2 separate regions of the Mus musculus genome follow, and region 2 is linked to region 1. The links are chromatin loops, found by intact Hi-C in ENCODE. Cell type or tissue: gastrocnemius. All regions are shown on one strand. Each heading gives the region's core, and the rest is flanking DNA. Links, peaks and the distances in the headings are about the cores only.

What was found. Hi-C counts contacts between places; a loop is a spot of excess contacts. Peaks named below come from ENCODE experiments on the same cell type or tissue, not always from the same donor. Only the 100,000 strongest peaks of a DNase experiment are listed, where the experiment ranks them.
Region 2: a loop joins it to region 1, with 2.3 times the contacts of the local background. A loop is called at or near these places in 14 of 42 quality-filtered maps.

The regions. Positions count from the first base shown.
Region 1 is chr5:36,599,083-36,607,413 of GRCm38, reverse strand. It overlaps D5Ertd579e (DNA segment, Chr 5, ERATO Doi 579, expressed), which reads left to right. Exons shown (of 9, transcript NM_001081232.3): 8 at 2,806-2,903; 9 at 4,611-6,929. The coding sequence ends at 4,790. Among named protein-coding and RNA genes, the nearest start is that of Tbc1d14, 21 kb to the right of the region's middle. In gastrocnemius, for the core only: a CTCF peak has its summit at 4,175 (motif pointing left); a DNase peak (open chromatin) is centred at 4,164; H3K27ac peaks cover 474 bases.
Region 2 is chr5:36,691,511-36,699,841 of GRCm38, reverse strand. It overlaps D5Ertd579e (DNA segment, Chr 5, ERATO Doi 579, expressed), which reads left to right and starts at 3,821. Exons shown (of 9, transcript NM_001081232.3): 1 at 3,821-3,987. It overlaps Gm32725 (a long non-coding RNA gene), which reads left to right. Exons shown (of 3, transcript XR_868354.3): 3 at 891-1,608. In gastrocnemius, for the core only: a CTCF peak has its summit at 4,279; DNase peaks (open chromatin) are centred at 3,137, 3,788, 4,165, 4,620 and 1 more place; H3K4me3 peaks cover 3,027 bases; H3K27ac peaks cover 5,889 bases.

The DNA.
Region 1 (8,331 bases), core at 294-8,293:
TGGTCGCACCTGCCCTGAGCCTGCAGTGTGAGCAGTAGGAAGGAGTTAGGCTCTAGAGCAGTGGTTCTCAGACTGAGTTAGGAAGTACAAGGCAATCATTTTATGGTTGGGGTCACCACAACGTGAGGAACCGTTAAAGGGTGGCAGCATTAGGAAGGCTGAGAACCATTGAGCTAGAGAGAAGGTGAGGAAGATGTCAGGGCCATGGAGTATCCACCCAACCTCCTGAGTGATCCATCTAGAAGCTGGATGAGTTTCAGACAGGTGCAGCTAACAGTCCAAGTCAGACCCCCATAGCTGTGCCTCAGAAGCTCCTCTGCATAAAGAGTGAGGACAGGAAGAGGTCTATCACCATGTAGCAAAGATGCTACTTCCTTGGGGATGATTTTTAGAAGCACTGCCTCAGTTTGGTTCACTGTGTCATTCGTTAGTAGGAGCCAGTTCCAGTTCAGCTCTGCATCTTGGATATGCAGTCTGTTGTTGGCAGGAGCCAGTGAATGGATATAATGCTTTTGTATGTGTATGCGAAATGCTGCATAGGGAAGCTTGGTGGAGACGAAATGGTAGCCAGCCTTCTGAGTGACAGCTGTGAGTTTAATCCTTGGGAAGCTCCCTAAACAGTGACAGTATGAAGTACTCTTTCTGTTGCCTCACATGGAGGCTATGCAGGAGGATAACTAGCTGTTCACCCCCTCGAAAGGATAGGCATTCCTGAAGCTTCTAGTATTAGAAATGGTTAGTAATCAACATGTGCTGCTCTGGACACTGGCTAACTAGAACTCTGAGTATCCCACGGGAGAAAGACTGTCTCCTTGTTGAGTTGGCAGAGGAGACAGGGTGTGTCCTGCTGAGAACCCTGCCCTGTGTACTTCTGTGTATATGTGTCTCTGATCAAAGTGCTGCTCTGGGGATGTATAAACACACTGGCTGCCCGTCCTGGATGTGTGTCTTCTCAGTGGGCCTGGAGGCAGAGCACAGACCACAGCAGCTGGGATTGGAGGAGCAGTATGGGGCGGGGCACAGGTAGCGTGCTGAGGAGTGTGGTAGAGACTGCAGAGGGCTTGGTGGTGTTCTCCAGTGCTTACTCTGGCTGTGGTGTGCTTGGAAGCTTAGTTGCTATTGGCATGCATTGTCCAGTCTCTGTAGAGTGAGCCCTTTGGGGAGCTGCACAGACTGTGATGGGGGAGCAAGGCTAGCTGGAGCCTTGTGCCTCTGTGGGTAACTGCTGGGTTTCGTTGCTCTGTTGTTGTCTGCATTTGTAAAAGGAAGCCATCCCTATTGGGATGATAGTGAGGAATAAAGATGCCTCTTCAGCAGGCAAGGTGCCTGTAACTGTAACCCACATGCAGTGATTGCTCAACAAACTATAGCTGTCACTGGGAGCATTAATAAGCCCATGGGATGAGCTCAGTATGATTCTTAGCCAAACCCCTGAGTGGAGGTGTGAAGATGAACATAGCATTTCTCAACCAGAAAAGAGCCACCTTCCCTTGCACAGTCTCTCTTCGGGCCCTGCTGTGTGTATGGAGTGAATGGGATGAAATGAGGCCACTCGAGCTCAGTGGCCTCCCAGCCGCCCAGAACCCATGTTCCAGTTGGTGGCTATAGAAAATGTTGCTGTACCTGTCCACTTCTCACATAGCACCTCTTTGAAGAGAATGATGTTGCTTCTGTTTTAAAGAGGTTGGGTATGTGGCTTGGAGAGTCATGTCACAAGTTAGAACCTGGCATCTATTATGGCTCTTGTCACTCCAAGCCAGGATTATTCAAGTAATGCCCAGGACTGATAGGTTATGAAGAATATCCACATGGCAAGCAAAGTCTGCACTTGGTGCCCAAGAGTATAGCACTCACTAAGGCTGGCCTTGTCTTCTGTGACTCGGGCACATGGGAGCCGGAGCACCCATTGACACCTGTGGTATAACACTATCGAGCAGAGATGCTAAAGGATCAGCATTTCTGAGCTCTGTCGGAGCCAGGTGTGAACTAGCTGGTTGGAGTCTCCATCCTTCTCTCTGACTCCATCACAGCTATCTTCTTCTTGGGTCAGTGGACAAGAGGCTAGGCTAAACCAAGACTAGGTTCAGCACAGGGGCTGTGCTCAGGAGTCACCTGGAAACTTCTCAGAAGGACTGATGGTCAATCTCCTGAGGCATAGGCTTCTCCAAGTTCCTTAGGTGGCTAAATATTATAGTGCATAGATAAAACACAGTTGAAGCTGCTGCTGATTGGATTCCTCCAACTCCAGTCCACATTGCCTTCTCATTCTGTGAGCCTTGGCTAACTGGACCATGAGCCTCCATGTGCACAGGTGTTAACAGGCCCGTGGGCATGCTGTTGAGTTAGAACAGGCCAGCTAGTGACCTGCTTTGCTTTCTCATTGGGCTGCCTGTCTGGAACCTCTGCTGTTCCATGAGCATATCTGTGGTGCATTGACCGTCACCCTCCACTTGACACTCATTCTTGAGAGCATGGGTCTTATAGTCTTTTCCCCTGTGGCCCAGGACCATTACATCATAGATCTGTGTAAATATTTGTTGAATTGTTGAGACAATGTTTTACAGTAGAGTATGCTTATGCTGGCCTGGTTTTTATTATTCATTACATACTTGTGGCTGAAGTTTTCAGCTAGTGTCATGTTTTCTCATACACTTCAGACTGGCTGTGCTTTCAATGACAACCTAAACCTCCAGAGGGTGGGGAGGCCTAGCTTTTCAGTGAGGTGAAACAAGGGTGTGTGTTTCAACTGTCTTAATTGAATTTCCCCCTTTCCCTCTTTTCCCTTCTCCATTCAAAATGGTTAAGAATGTTATACAAATGCCAAGGGAGAGAATGGTATAGAAGAATGTCCAGATGCTAAAGAGACACCCAGTCGTGAAGAGCGTCTGTTAGATTTTAATAGGGTAAGTGGACTGTCCTCCTCCCTTCCATTCTAGTCACACACTTGAGGGTCCTGTGACCCACCCCTGGCCCATGTTCCCAGATCCTGAGTGTTGCCTTTCTCCTCTTGGCCCTTTTTTTTGGATCTGCCTAACCCTAACCACAAGCCCCAACCATTTGCCAGACCTTCATGAACAGCCCCTAACGTCCCCACTGACACTACACTGCTGGCACAGGGGGTCTTAAATGCTGTACTAAGCTGTTGTTTCTTGTTCAGTCCTGGGCAGCATTTTCCTTCCAGTATACTTTTCCAACCTGTGTGGGACAGACCCTGTGCCCTTTCTGTGCTCTTGTGTACTCTCTGGGTGGAATCGCACCATCCCAGACACTTATGTCTCCCCAACATGCCTGTGAGTACCATGAAGGCATTCAAGACCTTGACCTACTTTTAGCTCAGACTCAAGCCTTCCACTGTTAGGCAAGTTAAGACCAGTGAATTGAAGGAAACCTGTTTTCTTCTCAGAGTTATCAATGTTAGCTCAAGCTCTGTAAGAATTTTCCAAAGCACCATATAGTGCTAATCCCACTGACTTACCAGTTTGTGTTAACATGTCCAAGCCCACATGTAAGGCCTCCCCATAGCCTTCCTCCCTCAGGGTCTCTCTTTACCTGTCTCTTCCTCTCACCTCTGCCCAGTGTCTGCCAGCCTGTTATTGTATCTCACCTCCACTTTCCATCCATTTCTTTATTCCACACCATCTTTTCCACTGCTACTCCTCAACAGCAGCCACAGCTTTTCTTGTCCTTGCGTCTGCTTGTCCTTGACAATTAGTGCCATTCTGCAAGACAGTGACCTAAAAACACCCCTGTGCACACTCATTCTTGGCACACTCATCTATTTGCAGAGTACAAAATGGAGGTATGTGGAGATGGAGCATAGGGCTGCGTACCCCAACAGTCTGGCTGTGGGATCCGTGCTCCCATGGCTGTGCACTTGGAAGGTTCCCTCCATGCCCGGAAGCCTTGTGTGCTTTGCTCTCACATAGCTTTTCTGTGTGTCCACCTTGAGCTCAGAAACAGGGACTGTGATGGGGTGATGCTAATGGTGGATATTGTGATGCACTGGGAAATAGTGTTAGTTGCTGTAACTGATGAAAGGGCTACCATTGCCGTCGAGTATTTTGGGGCTCCAGATGCCAGCCTTCCTATAAACACAAGAAGATGCTCTATACCACACTTGATGATCCTGGCACTGCTGTGCAGAGCACCAGCCGTTGCTCAGGAGTGCCACCTTCTGGAGCGCTCTGCCCCTGTTCAGAGTGCCCCTTAACCAGTATCCTCATGTCTATAGTATGAAGCTTTGTCCTTTGGTTTGTTTGTCTGCTGGAACTGTGAGCCCCTGTGCATTACCATGTCTGTTTACTTAGGGGAGCCTGGGCAACGCTTCATGGGCTACCCTGAACCAGGTATTCAAAGACTTGCTGAGAGTTAAGGAGTCCCATTGTCCTACCCTAGTGTGGCACATAGATTCTTGTGGCTAGATGTGCAGAATTAGGATTGGACCCTTCAAGGGCAAAGAAGAGATGCCTCTGAAACAGTGCGACTTCACGTTTTTATAGATTTCTATAGGAGATATCAGTGATTGCTACTTCATCTGTCTATGAATAGGATCAGCCTTTGGGGGGATTGTCTGATTTTTGGTGTATTGAAAATTGTTTCTTGAATTGTAGGTGTCTTCTGTTTATGAAGCAAGATGCACAGGAGAGAGAGGTTCTGAGACAAAACCAAATGGCCTCCACAGGAAGATGTGTTCCAGTGCCAGCTCTGACACGGGCGACACAGGCTCCGAAGCCGGCGGAGAGTGGGTGGGCCCCAGCAGAGAGGAGCTCTTCTCCCGAACACATCTCTGACCCTGCAGAGTAGTACCAGTCATTGAAAATGGCTGTGATGGGCAATTGCCTTGTGTGAGGCCTGTTAGTCTAAAGCAGCAACTTAGGTTTCTTCTTCAATTAACTGATCCACATCAGTGATTACCTTTCTCTTCTTGCTTATTTTAGCGTTGAGGACGGCTGTCCTGTTGAAGATTTGTTTCCAAGCTGTTAAGTTCTTGCTCTCTGAAGTAGACTAGACTGTGCTGTCCATGAGGAATGGGTGTGCATGTGCTTGTCCTAGTGCGTCCCGCTTCTGCATCGCAGCTGCAGGCCTCCCTCTGGCGGCTGTGTCGCCATCACCTTGTCAGCACCGTGGCGACAACCGCCACCGTCCAGAGACTCTAGCTCTGTTCTCTGAGCCAGGAGATCAGTCCTCCCCTGCAGTGGGTCAGGGCCTTGCTGAAGGAGGAGGGAAGCATGGTGACTCATCTGCAGGCTCATTCAGAAGATCTCATGGACATTGCTGTAGGAACACAAGGGTGTGCTTTAGAGACTTACAGAATACTGTGCTTTCTCTTAGGATTCCCCTAAAGTACCATGGAAGTTACTGTGGCTTGTGACTTTCTTGCTAGCTGAAGAAGCCAAGGATTTGAGGCCTGGGTTAGATGGGTGAGTTCTGCTACTGCAGTGTGTCCATAGCAGGCATAGTGGGGTTCTCTGAGCTGCCTCTCCAGTGCATAGTTGAGGACCTTACTTGTAAATTGTTATCTGGTGACGACACTGAACTTAATTCTCCAAGTGAACTTCAAAACATTGGACATGCAGTGAGGCCACCTCTTACCCCAAAGAAATCTTTGGCTGCTGCAGCTAGCTGCTCTCGTGGCTGTGATGTAGTGTAGCTTGTATCTCATTTTGTGTTTGAGAGAATGCTCTGGGCAAGTTCTGCTTGTGGGCTGGGGTTGGTAGAGGAACTTCCCACACACTTCCCTGTGTGATTGCTGTTCTGATTATCGACTCGTGGGACTTGGTGCAGCAGGCAGGCAGCAGGCCTCACACAGTTGCATCTAAGCGTGCTGATCACCTCGGATCTCTCTCGCAGCACTGCCACAGGTGCTAGTAGGGCCAATTGTGTAAAACCTAAACATCCAAAATGATTTTTCTCTTTTAACTAACTTGTTGTTTTTAAAAACACCTTGTCTGTGACATGAGCTCAGCATGTCCAGAACATCAGGAGTAGCGGAGAGGTCTTAAGTAGTTGAACTGGCCTCACCAGCAAGTGGGACGGCACTGGGCATGCGTGTGGCTTCTTAGCTGGGAGTGGAGCTGCCCCTCGGGCCTTGCTGGTAGTACTTGAGTTTGTTGCCTGTTTCTCAGGAACACAGGAAACACCGTGGAGCCTGTGCAGGCACTGTCGTTCTGGCTTGCTGGCTGGGGCCTCTTGCCATCTTAGGGTCTGTTTCATACAGCACATCCTGACACTGACAGTGGTGCGTGTGCGTGTGTGCATGTAGAAGGGTTCATGTTGCTCTTATTTATTTACAGGTATCAGATACATTTTATGTATTTTTTTCTTCTGGAGCTTCCTAAAATCTGATTAACATCTGCACTGAAATATAACCTATCATCAAAGGCAAAAAGGATTGGAAGTTGTAAATTCCTAAAATCAATGCCATCAAGATTACCCTAGAAATTGTTGCTATGACCAAATGGATTTCATACTCAGCCATGAGCTTGGGTGACCTGGACAGCCAATGTTTATCAGGAAAAGGCTCCAGGTGGCAAAGAAGCCTCCCTCCTCAGCTGTGGTTGTGGGGAGAGGCCCCCCACAGGGGATACGGTGGGTCATCAAAGGCAAAGGGATGACTAGATTCTGTATTTGGTTTCTTTTGTAGTAAGTGGCTGAAGCTCAGAGGCTTTGGTACAGAATTAAAGTGTGGTTTTAGTTTCTTGAATGGATGATCACAAAAAAAGCATTAAAAAAAGTTGGCAAACGCTGAAGCGCACTGTGGTATGAAGCGCGTTGCACATCCGTAGCACTGAAGTATCAGCTCCGTTCCTGGGCTGATTTTCCCCCCGTGGTTGTATTGTTCTGATTTCACGTACACCAGAGTAACTGATTTTTTTTTTGTTTTGTTTTGTTTTCTTGTGGAGTTAACACCAAATAAAAATTTCAAAAAATGTTTGTTGTTTTTATTTATCATAGCAATCTTTTAAAGTGAATAAGCAGCCTCTTCTGAACTGAGAAGAACAAGAGAGAGCCCGGTCCTTGCCTGAGGACAGTCAGCCTCCCAGAGCTGGGAGAGCAAGCAGGTCCTGTCCCTCCCTGATAGACAAGTCTTCTTCGTTGTGTTTTATTCTGGGAGGGGAAAAAGTCTCCATGTTAATGTGAATAGAGTCCATTGTACACAGAAGTCAGCAGGATGGCTCAATGGGAAAGGTGCTCACTGAATGGAGCTTGATCCCCGAGATCCACGGAAAGATGGAGACAGAATGACCTACAAAGTTAGCCTCTGACTTCTGAATGCATGCCTGCCATGTACTGCACTCACACACTTATGTATGTACACAGTAACACATAAACACAATGTGTATACACAACAACAATAAACAACCAGTCAGTGTTTGAACAAGAGTAAAAGAAAACTTTGTAGGTCCCTGTAGGTACCCTGTAGATACCTATCTCTAGGTCTGGGTGCCCACAGGGGCACAGCCATGCTACAGACTTCCTAGGCTGCCCTGCAGTCCGAACTGAGGCTTGAAAGCCTGTTACCCAGCAAAGATTGAGCAGAGGCCTCATTGACAGGTAGAACATTCCTTTTTGTCTCTTTGATCTCCTGTAACTGACACTGAATTTCCTAGCTCAGTGGGGGACTAAGGACATGACATTCTTCCTGGGTACCAGCAGGCACATCCCATGAGGTGGCTAAGCCCCTTTCCCTGTTGACTTGCCCTGAGCCCAGATGTGCCCACAGGTTGTGTTGACTGCCCCCTCTGCTTTCTATGTGGTTTCTTTACAGACTGTCAGCTCAGGTGCTTTACAGATGCTCTGCCTGCAAGAGCAGGGACAGTGCTAAGTAGCAGTTAGCCAGCCTTCACCTGTACCTGTCCTTGGGAATATGACCATCCCAGCATTCAGAAAGACCTCCACCTCTTGTCTAAGCAGCCGGCCACTTCTGTAGCCACCAGTGCTCTGACACTGAGCATCCTATGGTGGGTTCTAGACATGTGGTAAGTGACCAACTATAGTTCCCTGCAACCTGCTTTCCCCCCAGGAGCCTAGGAACAGAGAGCATGGCCCAGACCTTGAAAGCTGCTCATTGAGTGCTTACTTGTTGAAAGCACCAAGACCAGGAAGCCCTGCTGGCCCAGCACTGCCTTGCACTGTAGGCTCTTGAGTATTTTCAGAATAGTCAGTCACCTCACATGGTCAGGCTGGCAGTCACTGGAGCTGACTGCTCCAGTGACACTGATGGCACCAGCTGGTTCTGGGGCTCAGGGTTCTAGGTATAAACATTCCACATGGCCAGGAGGAGTGAGAGATGGTATGGCTACCAGGTGCTTGTTCAAGATCTTGCACCTG
Region 2 (8,331 bases), core at 220-8,219, 93 kb before region 1:
CAGCCTGCTCTGCAGAGGCCTGGCTGCCATGGCAGGCTGCAGGCTCTGAGGCTGCTTTCGTCAGCCTCCAGGTCACATAGGGATGAGTGGAGTGAAGCAGAGGAAAAGGAAGGGACGGGGAAGAGGAAACATCGAAAGCAAGGTAGGATCAGAGCTCTGGAAGCCTGGAGCTAATGCTGGTGTTTGGCTTACTGTGAATAGGGTACTGTTTTGGACCCCGTAGGAGGCTCATTTCCTTCAAAAGCAATCCTTGATGTCTGATACTCACGATTATTGTGAGCATTTTAAAGATGAGGATGGTATTAGCTTTCCTGTGGCAGTGAGGTAAGGCAAGTGGGGCCTGGTTTCTACCCAGTAACCCAGTTCATGCCTCCCAAAGCCCCTTGCTGTATAGATGGGGAAACTGAGGCTCAATCAGGGAGATTGGGTAAAGAAGATCCAAGCTCCGAGGAGGCTTGGCTCTGCCTTCAATTCACCAGAGTGTTATCGAATGCCACAAAACACCCTCCAACTCTAGCCTGTCATTCACCAGGCATATGTGTGGCAAACTCTGCCTCCGCTGGCGCCCTCCAGGACCCCTACTAAGGCTGAGAAGATCTGAGTCAAATCGGGGTGGGGGTGGGGGTGGGGTGGTTGTCATTTCCACCCACCCATCATGTGTCTTTGTGCAGGGGTCAGATAAGTGGTTTATGTCTCTGAACCTGAGATTCTCTCTCTCTCTCTCTCTCTCTCTCTCTCTGTCTCTCTCTCACACACACACACACACATACACACACACTGGCAGAATGAGAGCCAGAGAGCAAGAGAGAGAGAGAGAGAGAGAGAGAGAGAGAGAGAGAGAGAGAGAGCGAGCGAACAAACACAACTATGATGATGATTTTTTTTTTCAGAGATGAATGGGAGCTCTGCCACTGTTTCTTCTTTTGCTACTCTGTTTCAGCAGGGGCCTCTGGCCTCATTTGTGTTCCCTGGGGACCACAGCTATGGCACCAGAGCCGAAGTTATCCTGAGTTCACCTCAGCTGATCTGTAGGCAGCAACTTTAAGGAAGACACGTGTAGAGTGGCAAGTGGAAGGCAGGGTACTGCTGAGTCTGAGCTCTCCGAAAGAGTAGCCATAGAAGACCAAATTGCATAAATGAACCCCCTGGACAAGGACACCACTCTCCTGGAAAAAGGGTCTCAATGTGAAAACCAACACACAAACAAGATACTCTCAAGTATTGCTCAGAACTGGGACCCGAGAAACACTGCAGGACTGGGAAGCAGACTGCTATAAATTGGCATCAGGGAAAGTATATATGTATGGCTGACACTGGACCTGACCTTGGAACGGGAAGGAGCCAGCGAGGCAAAGATCTGGAGAGCCTGGGCAAAGGTTCCACAGGTGCAAAGGTCCTGAGACTGCAGTCCACACACCTTCCAGAGCTCCCGATCAGTACAGTCGGAATTGCAGGCGTTACTTCATTAAGACAAAGGAAACCACTTTCAGTCTTCTGTGACTTCCTCACTGCCTCCAAATCCTCCAAGCTACTATGATTTTTTTTTCTTTCAGGAAATTCTTCAAGGTTTAGTAATCAGTGGTTTATAAAAAAAAACCTGGCCTGTGATTGAGTAACAAAAGTAAAGTTTTTTGTTTTGGGGGGGCGGGGGGAGGTTGGGGAGACTGCCCAGTTAGTAAAAGCACCTGCATGAGTTTGGATCCCCAGTATCCACATTTAAAAAATAAGTGGGAGCAAGAGTGTATGCCTTTTTCTTTTTTTCTTTTCTTTTCTTTTTTTCTTATTAAGACAGGGTGTCACTATGTCACTATGACATCTATGTACATCACTATGTACACCTGGAACTCACTATGTAGACTAGGTTGGCCTTGAACTCACAGAGATCAGGAGGCCTGCCACTGCTTCTTGGGTGTTGGCACACTACCACACCTGGCCTAAGGAGTGCATGCCTTTAATTCTAGCACTGGGGAGGGAGCACAGGAAGCCCCCCCCCACCCCCCACCCCCCCCCCCCCCCCCCCGGCCCCGAGCTGGCTAGCAAGCCAGTCTAGCTGAACCTATGAGCTCCAGGTTCCGTGAGAGGCAATGTCTCACAAGGTTAAAAACCAAAACACACACACAAACACAAAAGACAGAGGGCTGATGAGAGATTCTCGGTGGGTAAAAGTTTGTTGCCCTGAGGACCTAAGTTTGATCCCTGGAATTCACACGGTAGAAGGAGAGAAACGGACTCTTGTGGGTTGTCCTCTGACCCCACACTGCGATCCATTAGTACACATCAATAAATAAGTCTAAAAAACATAAGATGGAGTGTGATTGATAACTGATGTTACCCTTTGACCTCCACAGGTGCCTGCCCACAATCACCCGAGGAACACATACACACAGATTATAGTCAACAGGATGGCTACAAAGTGGCTGTGTTATCTTTCCTTTCATATGTTTGCGATACTTTGTTACTCTTTTAAAACTGCCCTACTATCGATATGCCTTTACAGAAGGTACAGACTAGGAGACACTAATGTTATTATGGATGTATGTACCAAAAAATGTGTGCAAATTCTCCATATTTAGGGAAATGTTTCCCTGGTCTGTGCAAGCCTGGCTTCTGAGGTCCTGAAGATCCTGACACCATTTATGCCCACCTTCACTCTCAGATGACCCTGGATTTTCCACTCTCTCGCATGTTATATGAGTTTGCCTGGCTGCCCGCCCTGGAACAGGTAACCAAAAGATGTGTAGTAAATAAAACTGTGGCTTGTGACTCACCTCAAATGAACCCCGAGGCAACAAAAGGGGGAGCAAACTAAGGAAGGGTAAGACTTGGGTGAAGGAAAAGATCCCCGACAATAGAGCCAAAGGCCTGTGCTCAAATTCTGCCTCCATCCCGAGGCGTCACCCACTCCCCAGCCTGTTCCGGGTCTCTCCAGGAAGGCTTTACTTTGGGTTTCTCCGGGAGAGTGAAAAGATGTTTGTTGGAACAGTATGGATTCTATGAAAGGACAGTTCTTTTAGGTTCCTGACCTTGGCTTGCATACAAGAGTCCAGCCTACCTCAGCAGAAAAGTACTTCCAGTTCTCTGCTCCTCCCAGAAGCCTGAGCTGAGCTTGGGAACTCCGGGTCTCAGACTCTGAACCCAAGAACAGGGCCTGGTGCCTGGCGGTGCTCAATGAGTTTGATGAACTACATGCAGGTCACTCCCCTACGGGACCTGTTCTTGCCTTTGTATAGAAGGCACATCTCTGGCTTTTCTTCCTGGTACTTCTGACATCTACATCTGCTTTTCTGGAAGAGCCTAGGAGTCACATTTAGGGAAGGTGAGTAGGTGGGAAGAGGCTTTTGATTAAAAGGTTAGTGCACATTTTTGGCTCCCACTTCCGAATCTTCCAGAAGGTCTTTTATTTTTTGCCTACTTAATAATAACATAAAAAAGCCATGTCACTTTTTGTTTTTAATTGAAGTCTTTATGTTAAGCCGCCCACTCCAGCCATTCCAGGACATGGCGAAGAGGGGGCGCGGACAGGTGTAACGCGGGGGTTTGTGTTGGAAGGGCTCTGCAAAGCCGGGTCTCAGTGACCCAGCGGGAGGTCACCGACCCAGGAGCCCTCTCTCAGGGCCTGGTAAAGCTTCAAAGCCTCGGATCCTCAGGTCGGCCTCGTGGTGTCAGGATCTTCAGGACCCCAGAATCCAGTCCTGCGCGCCTGCTGCTCCCCCACCCACACAGCACGAGGGCGGAGCCCCGGCGCGCTGATGTAATCCCGGCGCCTGGGCGGAAGGATATGGAACGCGGCGTTGGCTGGCCGGGCGCTGAGGCTGTTGCCAGGTAACGCAGCGGAGCGGCTGCCGCGCGCCGCCTCCCGCCCTCCGCCGCCTGGCGCTGGGGCCGCCGCCGCTTTACGTAAGGCGCAGGCCAGGGCCGCCCGGCGCTCGGCAGCCGCCTGCAGCCCTCGGAGCGCAAGGAGAGGCGCCCACCCGGTAGCCTTGGCAGGTAGGCGGCGGCCGGGAGCGGGGCCGTGGCGGGTGGCGGGCCAGAGGGATGTCCGGCTCGAGGACCCCGCGGGCGGCGTGCGATGAGTGCGCACAATGGGCCGCGGCGGGCTGAGGCGGCCCGGCCTGAGGACAGCGGCCTCGCCTCGCCCCGCGCCCTCAGCTTTGTCCTTCGGCGGTCGGGGGCGGGCGCGGCGCGGTGAGTGGCGGGCACGCGGGCCTATGGCGCGGGGTCGAAGAAGGTGACGGCCGAGGGCAGAAGTGACAGGCCCCGGAGTCGCCGGCCTGCGCGCGCCACCGCCCGGACCCTCGCGGCCCGGCTTCCGGCCGGCGTCCCGGGAGCTCCCGGTGGACGCCGGGCCAGGGCTGAGCGCTTTGCGTAGAGGCCAGGACAGGGCGAGCAGTGGGGAGCAGACCCCGAACCTGGCAGCCCCTCCCTTCAGTGTTTGCCCTTCTGTAGACAAACCTTAAAGGTTTAACCAAGAAAAGTGAGATGGGGGATAAACGGGAGGGGGACATGCGACTCCGGAGTCATTTACTAAACGGGGTTCTTGGGTCTCATCACCTGCTTTGCCTTGTTGCCCAAGTAACTGACAATGCATTTTGCGTTTCTGGTTCTTGGCTTGCTAAGGAAACGGTAGGAGAGGCTTGCCGAGGAGCCGGGGACGTGCAGTTTGGATAACAGGTGATGCCATGGAAAAGCCTATGCAGTGAAAACCCCACGCAAGATTTCTGCCACCAGTATAGGACCCGTTGCATGACACTTTGTCGGTTTTAGAGACTTCAGATTTAAAAGAAGGGGAAAAATATCTGTCACTCTGCATTCTGAAGGTCAAATATTCGCCCGCAGATGTTTTGGGCTGAACCATTCTTAACTAGGTCTCAGGATCTTTATGACAAAAACCATTCTGGAACTGTGCATTTGAAATACCCATGGAGGCTTCTTGCAGTTGATACTTATTATTGTAGATTTAGTTGCTATTCTTGCCAACTGATGTACTTTTAAAACGTGTTCTTTCACAAGTTCATTTATATATCTCTATAATGTCCCTTTATCATATTTCCCCACTATCTTCTCTTAGACAAACATTGAATTATAATTATATATTAATGTGTGTGTTTGGGTGCATGTATATTTAACGCGTGGAGGCCAGTGATCAATATCAGATGTTTTTTATAATTGTTTTAAAAATATTTATTTGATGTGTATTGGTATTTTACCTGCATGTATATCTGTGTAAGGGTGTCAGATCCCCTGGAACTGGAGTTACATACAGTTGTGAGCCACTGTGCAGTTGCTAGGAATTGAACCCCGGTCCTGTGGAAGACCGGCCCGTGCTCTTGATCACGGAGCCATCTCTCCAGCCCTCAGGTGTTACTTTTGAGATAGGGTCTCACTAGGTAGATTAGGCTGGCCAAGTACTTTAGAGCTATGTCTGCCTCTGACTTTGAAATGCTGGGATTTGAGTCATGGTCTCTCACTGAACCTGGAACTCACTAGTTCAGCAAGGGTGACTGGCCAGCAAGCCTCAGGGGTCCTCCCATGTCAGCCTCCCCATCGCTGGGACGCCACAAATGTTTAATCATTTAAAAAGTAGTTAGGGCTGGAAATGTAGCCCAGATGAAGTCCGCTATTAAATTCTCAGAATGTAAAACAAAATAGGCCTTCAAATTGACTGTAACAGGTTTTATATGAGCCTATTTTCATTAAGAAAGTAGGAGAGTTTTACTCTTATTTAGTGTCATAGAGATACATGTATTGTTCTTTGAACATAAGGGTAAATATTTTTAACATGGCAACATTTAACAAGGCAAATTAAGAATTTTAAAGAATGATTGATTTGATATACAAATTATGAACATTTAAAAAAGAAACTTAATGGTGTTTTGCTTGCTCCCATTTGTTGTGTAGCTCCATCTGTGCCTGATTTTATCCCAGGGCTCTTTAAAAGTGTTGGACTTGCTCTTCTTCTTTTGTGTGGAAATGCACCAAGCCTGAGCTTTGCCCCTGTTTTTTTGCATCATTTGACTTGGAGCAGCTAATGGCCTCTGAGCTAGTTTTGTCATCTGTGAAATGGGAAGAATGCTGAGACCTGCCTTGCAGGATAGAGAGGCAGAGGGGGCGATGTGAAGTAATGTCATCCTCACTCAAGCTCTTAAAATGCCGCTTAGTGCTGATATGTCTGAGTCCTCAGATTCCCCTGCAGGCTGGAAGCAGTCAGTTGTCTTCAGGCCACTGTTGCTTTCTCTCTACTTTGCCTGGTTTCCAGGATTCTCTTTCCCAGACACATGGCAGCCTCTGGTCCTGCAAGCGTCTAAGCACCTGGGATTTGGAGCTTAGAGTACAGTTATAAACGCAGTGTGGGAGGTCCCTGGCAGTGCAGTGCAGTCACCCTGTCCTGGCCATCTCCTTTCCACATTACCTTGTAAGACTACCGTTGCTCTGATCACACCAAGCAGTTTCAGATGTTCTTGATTTATACTCTTTCTTCTGATTTGAGGGTCCCCCACTTCTGCTTTCTCTAGTTTCAAAAGATTCTTATAAGATACTGTATCCTCTCTGGAGCCTTTGGAAATCCCTCAGAATGAATTCCTTCTTGCTGTAGGCCCTGTGGATGGACGGCATGCTTTTTCTTAAAATGTTTCTTTTGTGGAAATTAAATATAAAATATTGCTTTCAAGAAGACTTATTAACTCGTTAGTACTGGATTGGAAAGACTGGAGTTACATTCCAGCCCCCCTCTTGCTTCCTGGGTCACTGTGGGCAAGCTTGTTATATCTCGTGACCTTCAGTCTCTGTGAAACGAGAAGTCTCATCTTCTGTATGTCTTTTGCTTTGTAGTGAGCTGGCATCTAGGGGTTGAACTCAGGTTTCCAGGCTGGCTTGGCAAATGCCTTTATCTACCAAGCCATCTTACTGGCCCTGAGAGCGGTTTTGATTACCGGATTTTTTTTTTAAAGAAAGATTTATTTTTATTTATATGCATGTATATGCATATTTTTCCCTTAGAGACCAGAAGGTGGTGTTGGATTTCTTTGGAGCCATAGTTCCGGGCAGTTGTGATCTGCCTGACTTGGGAGCTGGGATCTGAACTCTAGTCCTCCTGAAGAGCAGTGAGTATAATTACTTAACTGCTGAGCCCAGGCATCAGATTTTTCCCAGCTCTGTATTCATGCTTTTGTTGTTCCTGCTCCCCTCTTTTTTTCTTTTTCTTATAGTGTTCAGGATTAAACCCTGGGGCATCATGTATTCTAGACAAGCACTCTACCAACCCACTTACATCCCCTGCCCCTCTATGCACTTTTTAATCTACCTTCCTTGAATGCTTTCTTGCCTGGTTCCCCTGCTCTACCCTCTGAAGCTATTGCTGGCCTCTAGGAAAGAATGTACACTCTTCCCTTCACTAAGAGGCAGTATAGAAAGGGTTAAGAATGTACCCTAAAAGCACTGCCGCCTGTGTTTATTCTTTTAGTTATGTCTGAAACTATATGCCTTCTTGTACTTCACATGCCAGGCAGCTCCCAGAACACCCTCTGGGAGGAAAGTTCTGTTCTGGCTTCCGGTTCTGAGAACTCAGTCCATCACGACAGAGGATAGATATGGTAGCTTAGAGAACTCAACCTAACGGAAGCCAGGAAACAGAGAAAGACAGACAAAGGGCAGAGACAGACACACAAAGAACCTGCCTCCAGCCACCTACTTCTTTCTACTAAGTTTCACCTTCTGATGTTTTTAGCACCTTCAAAAATAGTGCCCTCAGCTGGTGACCAAATGTTCAAATAAGCCCAAGGGGCACATTTCAGATTTACAGCTTTCCACCCTGGGCCCCAAAATGTATTTGTATATTTACTCTATCTCAAGAGTCCCCAATGTATTATATTTCAACATTGCTCAAAAGTCCAAAGTCTCTTCTAAGACTTGAGGCAATATCTCAGCTATATGAGTTCCTGTAAAAAAAAAAAAAAAAGTTACACACACAAGGGCACAGAGTAAACATTTCCATTCTAAAATGTAGAACGGAATAGCCAGTAAGGATTGCATGGACCCATCAAGGCAAACTTTAAAGCTTGCTGCTCCTTGTCTGTCTTCTGAGGTATGTTGTAGGCTCCAGAGGGCTTGGGCAACCCTGCCATTTGGCTTTGCTGTTTGCATGCAGCCCATCTGAACTTTCTTGGGATGGTTCCACTCAATGACGTCATAGTGCAGGGACTCTCTTCTTATCACATATTTCTCAACCTCTCAGGCTTTTCTTTGAAATCTGGGTGGAAACCTGCTAACTCAGTATCACTTGGAAGGGCAAGGATTGCTGCCAGTTGCAGTTGTAGTGGCTCCCTGAGACCATAG